2 separate regions of the Homo sapiens genome follow, and region 2 is linked to region 1. Evidence: chromatin loops called from intact Hi-C (ENCODE). Cell type or tissue: OCI-LY7. All regions are shown on one strand. Links, peaks and the distances in the headings refer to the core of each region. The heading gives the core; the rest is flanking DNA. Region 1 overlaps SEL1L (SEL1L adaptor subunit of SYVN1 ubiquitin ligase). Region 2 overlaps TSHR (thyroid stimulating hormone receptor).

Region 1 (2,811 bases), core at 241-2,740:
TTTAAATTTTCTTGAAATACCAAGTGGGTGGAGAGCTTCTTTTCAATGAATACCACACATTTAAAATCCAGATCGTGCCTCAGGCATTCAGGAGTGTTATATTTTAATTTATATTTGAGAGTGATGACTGATGAAAAATATTTGCATGAAAATAGAAATTTTCTTTTGTTCTGATCATTTCTTACATACTTCTAGTCATAATAATGTGTAATACATATATATATTATGAGATTCACTTTCAAAACAAATATCAGCTGTCACTGAAATATAGCCCTGCTTGTCTTGGCAGGTAAAGGGGCTGTTTTCATGACACATCTTGTTTTGAAATGTGCATGTGAAATGTTAGTCCGAACCTCTGTAAAGGAAGTTTTTGCGTATGTAGTTAGACATTAATACACATGCTATACACATAAAGAATTGTGTTTTTCATTTATAGGCCTGCATGCATACTTCCAAAACACTGGTTTGAAGAATGAACATGAGGATAAAAGAAGGGAGAGAAAGACAAAGCAAAATAAAAAAAAATTCCTATATATATATTAATAAAATACTTAAGTTTCCTGGAGGCATCAACGGCTCTTTAAATAAATCATCAGATCATCACCAGATCACTGGCAGGGGTTTCCAAAACTTCCCAACAGTACAGAGACAGAATGGCTTAGTGGTAAGACTCTCACATGTAAGGTAAAAATTAACCTAATATGCAAAAAAGTAACAAATCCTTAGTATCAAGATTAATAATTTATAAATTCATCTGAGTTAAGTGCTAAACAATACATTTTGAAAAGAAGTCATCTTTGATTTACTTTTTCTTTGCCATTGACTGCTAATCAAAAATAAGCCTTACCTAGAAAACAGAAACTGAAACTTCAAACACAGAGACAGAAAAAAAAAAAAAAACCCACCAATGCTACCTCTGTAAAATAAAACTAGAAGCAAAATGAATAGTTTCAAGACAGTCGGCTAACCAACAAACCAAATGCACAAGAGAATACTAAACAGGGTTTTACTGTCATCAAGTTCGAAGGCAGGAAGACAGACTAGAAAAGGTCTTAGGAGAGATGGGCTACCATGGACAAATGAAGCCACACTCTATCTGTTAAATCTAAATTCTAACATTAAAACTCCTGAATCCTGGAGTTAGTTTAATGTCACTGACATTAACTAGCTTTAGTTATTGTCATTTTATTCAAATGGATGCCATTTGATTAGGTAAGTATTGAGCATTATTTTAGGAGAAAAACCAAACCCAACTCCTATTTGCTTAGGTACCATGTCCCATGAACAAAAAAGAAGAAGAGAGCAAAGTATTTTTGAGACAGTCTTTAAGTGAAGCCATAAGAACTAAGTTATTTGAAAGACACCATTCACAAACTGCTGGCAGCAAGTGACCCAGGGTAAAATGAAGTAGAAACAAGCCAAGAAAAGGAAATTCAGAACATTAACAATAGAAAAAGGCAAGTGGTAAACTAATAAGAAGTGTGTTTTTATATGAACAACAAGACTGCACTTTCCCATCCAGCCTTAGGTGGCACACACTGTTTTAAGAAATGTTTTCTCAAAGCACGTACTCAATGGAGGGAAGGAAAGTTAGATATAAAAATCTTGCTAAAGGAAAAATGAGGGTGGATGGCAGAAGAAAAAAGTGAAAGTTGGTAGTCATCTTGGGTGGTTTTTCAACTTTTAAATAAATTATAACAGTTCCTTCTAAAGGAAGTGTGGCTGCTACCGTGGATTACACTTATTTTGAAGCGGGGAGAAGGGACAGTGGTGGAGACACCAAAGTACTGTACCAACTGCACTCAAATCTCTACATGTAAGAGACCAAACAAGTCTCACTATTTACAAGAGTTGCCTAAAGCAACATTACACTTAGGGGGGGTAAGTTTCCTACCTTTCACAGATACGCTTTCATACATATGGCTCTCTTGGTGACTAACTCTTCGAATTTGGAAGCAATTATCTGGGAGGAAAGTTTTGCTTACCAGGTTTCCCATAATTCTCTAAACACAAAAAGGTATACAACTTCATATATAAAAGCCTTCATGTTCATTATAGACTAGTTAAATCTAGTTCTAACTACTACCCCAACTTCAAAAATCAAAGCAGTACAACTCTACAAGCAATAAACTTTTCAAGTTTTCTGGCAGATGAGGGATTCTGGGAAAAAAGCATGAAGGTTAGTATAAACATACTGACATCAGTAGGCATAGAAAACCTGCTCAGATACGAATGCAGTCTCAGACAAGATACAGGCTGGTGAACACCACCATCTGACAATAAAATGAAATACAAATTCAGTTTAAGCTTTAATTATTTCACGTGTGTAATTATGTGAAACTCTTCAGTTTTTTTCCCATACTATTTAACCAGACAATCCTGAAGCATAGTAGCCTTGATTTTCCTAATGTTAACAGTGAGAAAATGGTGACTATGATAGCTAAGCAGTGGCTGGCTTTCTATTATAATATAAAACTATCAGAAATAAAAAGATACCTGAATAGTATAGAACAGTACAAACAGGTTTTGGCTTTCATCAACCACTGAGTTTAATCCATCTTTGATTCTCTGAGTTTTAGTATTATAATAGTAGTCACTGTAAGCCATACCCTGGCAATGATATTTCATATTTAAAGAATTCAGGAAGGTGATGTGTTCTTTGTGCAAAAAGAAATGCAAAGTAAAATAAATCCTGGGAACAAATGCTTCAACTTTAGGAAAAGTATGTCTGTGTCTGTGATCGTAGTACCCCAACCAGAGTTCGTTTTGTTTTCTAATTTCTCCCACTTAGTCCATCCTCTGGCTTCTGGA
Region 2 (2,811 bases), core at 145-2,644, 500 kb before region 1:
GGTCTCCATCTCCTGACCTCGTGATCCGCCCGCCTCGGCCTCCCAAAGTGCTGGGATTACAGGCGTGAGCAAGTACATTCTTAAACGAAGCCCTCACTTCCACAACAGCCACAGCCCACCCCTTGCAAGATACAGATCTGGTTCTCCACATACCTTTGGGGAACAGGTTATCCAGGATTCCAGTGGGCCTGTCTTCCTGAGGAGAAGCTTGAAAGAGGTAACTTAGGGAGTAGTCTGACCCCTGTTGCAGCGGTTGGTCTGTCTGGGATCACAATTGGTACTTATCATCTCTCTTCCACTGTTCATTTTAAATTCCCCCTCAGCTTTCACCTCTGCTGGTCTTGATGACTTATCTGCTGATATGATCAAAGCCTTCATTTTTGAGGGCCTGAACCCATAGTTACCATACTTTTCTTAGGCTGGGGTTATTGCACTTGTTTGTCTATAGTCACAATTGAGCAAGTATGTCCAACTGGATCATCTGAGTTCCAAATATATTTCTCCCTGTCCTCATTGTGTAACAGCAGCCCTGCTTCTTCCTCCTGATCAGGGTCAGTTACTCCTAACAAGATATTGACTTCTTCAGCCTGCTGGTCTCTGTATACAAGAAGTCCTGAATGCCCAAGTGGCAGTCATAGCCTGAGTTCTCCACAGAGCCTAGTATTATAGGAAGAGGAAACACAGACTCTTTCAGCGAATCATTGAATGTGATAAGTGGACTCTCTCCTGCTTCTGCCCAATGGTTCCCAGACCAATATATTCTTCCTAATTGGGATAACATCCATATAGAGGTTTGTGATGCAGTGTCTAGCCTGCATGATGATACCCCACCATGGCAGATGCCATGATGTAGGCAATTGCCTACAAATTGGCATTCCGGTTGTGCCTTTGGTAGGCTCTTGCATTGCTCTATAGAGCTACCTTCTCTGGATTATGTGATATGTGATAAAACCAGAGGATCCCATGGTCACAGGCTCATTCGTCTCCTCCTCTGTGAAGTGTGTCTCTCATGGTCGGATGCTGTGTTATATGGAATTCTATGTCTGTGGATCACTTTCAAATCCTCCAGCTAGTAGTGCTGCCTGGGACTTTGTAGGTAAGAAAGGCAAACAGTTATCTAGAATAAATGTTTACTACCATGACAATAATTCACAGGTCCTTCCAGGAAGAAATGGCTCAATGTGTCATAAAGTGGCCATGTGATCCCTGTTGTACTGCTCAGGTTTGATCCCTGGTATACCACTTTCCACTAGACAAATTGCTGCTGAGTCTGCCTGACATTCTGACTTAATGTATTCTACAGAGCTCAGCTCACAAGGGGCAGTTTAGAATGCATAGTTACTGGCTTCCATGGTCAAATATTCAGTCTCAAACAGGGCTCAGTAGCACCCCAAGAGATGTTTTTCTGCACTGCAGATGGTGTGGACTCACTCTAGAAATCCAGAGTACTGTATTTTGATTCTTCTATGAAGGCTTGCCACAAACTCCACACCAAACTACCTCTTTTTTCACTTTTCACTCTTCCAACACAATAGAGTCTATGAGATCATATGGCCCAAGAGGCAGGGCTGCTTGTACCACAGCCTGGTGCTGCAAAGTCCTGCTCAGGCCCTATTCCAAGTTGCCAGACTTACATGTTAACTGATACATGGGCGAAGCAATCTTTCTACAGTATTCAATTCAATGAATAAATCACAGCTTATTTGTCCATTTTCTTAGATATAAACAAAAGTATAACTCTTAACTGTAAGTTCTGAGTTTAGTCTTCAGCTCTTTCTAATATCCCCTTGCACCAGATATAGGCCTTCTCATACAGTGTTCAATTGCTTGTCAGTTGCTGTCAACTTTATCTCAGCATTAGCTGGCTGTAGTAGCTTCAAACTTAACAAAAATCCAGCTAATTCCTTCATCCTTGTATTCATTGCTTTCCTTCATCTTCCTTGCCTCCTCCTCAACAACATCCCTCCAACACACACACACACACACACACACACACACACACACATGCATGTGCACTTTTCTAAAGCATGAACATTGCACAGGCCAGGAAAGTTCTCTCACGGAACTTTCTTCCAAGCCATCATTGATTAAAGTTTTTAGTAATTGGGCTGCCACCCTGTGCCAGAGACTATCTGTGCCCCCTGTGCCACCCAGAATGGGATCCTCATCACCAGCTTGCAGGAAGTGATCTGCTCCCAAAACCTCATTTTACCTCCTGCTTTCTCAGACCAATTCCAGTACCAACTGTATCAGTTCAGTTATTCTGGGAAGCAGATGCTGAGACAGCGTTAGGAGTGCAAGTGGTTCATTGAAAGATAACATCTGTGAAAGATAAAGGGGGAGAGCCCCAGACTGTGCTACAGAGCTGACAAAATCTTGGCCAAACCAATGGGGAGCTCTAGAGCAAAGACTGCCTGTTAGAGGGACCCACATTAGGCATAGAAGCCAGGCTCTAGCACCACTGCCATGCTCAGCCCTGGGCTGTGGGCTTCCCGGGAAGAGTAGAGCCTTGGTTAAAACACTGTGACAGTTCCTGCAGGTGCTGCAGATGGAGGCTGGCAGCTAACTGCCTCCTGACAGTTACACAGAAAGCTGTTTCCTGGAGGGAGATCTGAGTGGTGCATCTCTGTGGCTGCCATACCCATTTTCTCTTTCATCTTCTCTGTTTGCACATCTGCCTTTCTGTACCAGCTTCTCTTTCTTCCTCTACCTATCATTTAAATGATGCTGGATGGTTTTGAGGTTCTTATCTCATGCCACACTTCTCCAGCCTCGCCTACTCCCATTCATACATCTAATGAGATTCTAATG

The links. Hi-C counts contacts between places; a loop is a spot of excess contacts. Peaks named below come from ENCODE experiments on the same cell type or tissue, not always from the same donor. Only the 100,000 strongest peaks of a DNase experiment are listed, where the experiment ranks them.
Region 2: it touches region 1 in a loop (6-fold over the local background); 7 of 110 quality-filtered maps call a loop at or near these places.

The regions. Positions count from the first base shown.
Region 1 is chr14:81,473,360-81,476,170 of GRCh38, forward strand. It overlaps SEL1L (SEL1L adaptor subunit of SYVN1 ubiquitin ligase), which reads right to left. Exons shown (of 21, transcript NM_005065.6): 21 at 1-2,811. Among named protein-coding and RNA genes, the nearest start is that of LINC02308, 25 kb to the left of the region's middle. In OCI-LY7, for the core only: CTCF peaks have their summits at 1,557 and 1,768; a DNase peak (open chromatin) is centred at 962; H3K4me3 peaks cover 1,076 bases; H3K27ac peaks cover 2,500 bases.
Region 2 is chr14:80,976,127-80,978,937 of GRCh38, forward strand. All of the region lies in intron 1 of TSHR (thyroid stimulating hormone receptor), which reads left to right. Among named protein-coding and RNA genes, the nearest start is that of TSHR, 22 kb to the left of the region's middle. In OCI-LY7, for the core only: CTCF peaks have their summits at 1,438 and 1,640; DNase peaks (open chromatin) are centred at 1,395 and 2,545; H3K4me3 peaks cover 1,107 bases; H3K27ac peaks cover 1,570 bases.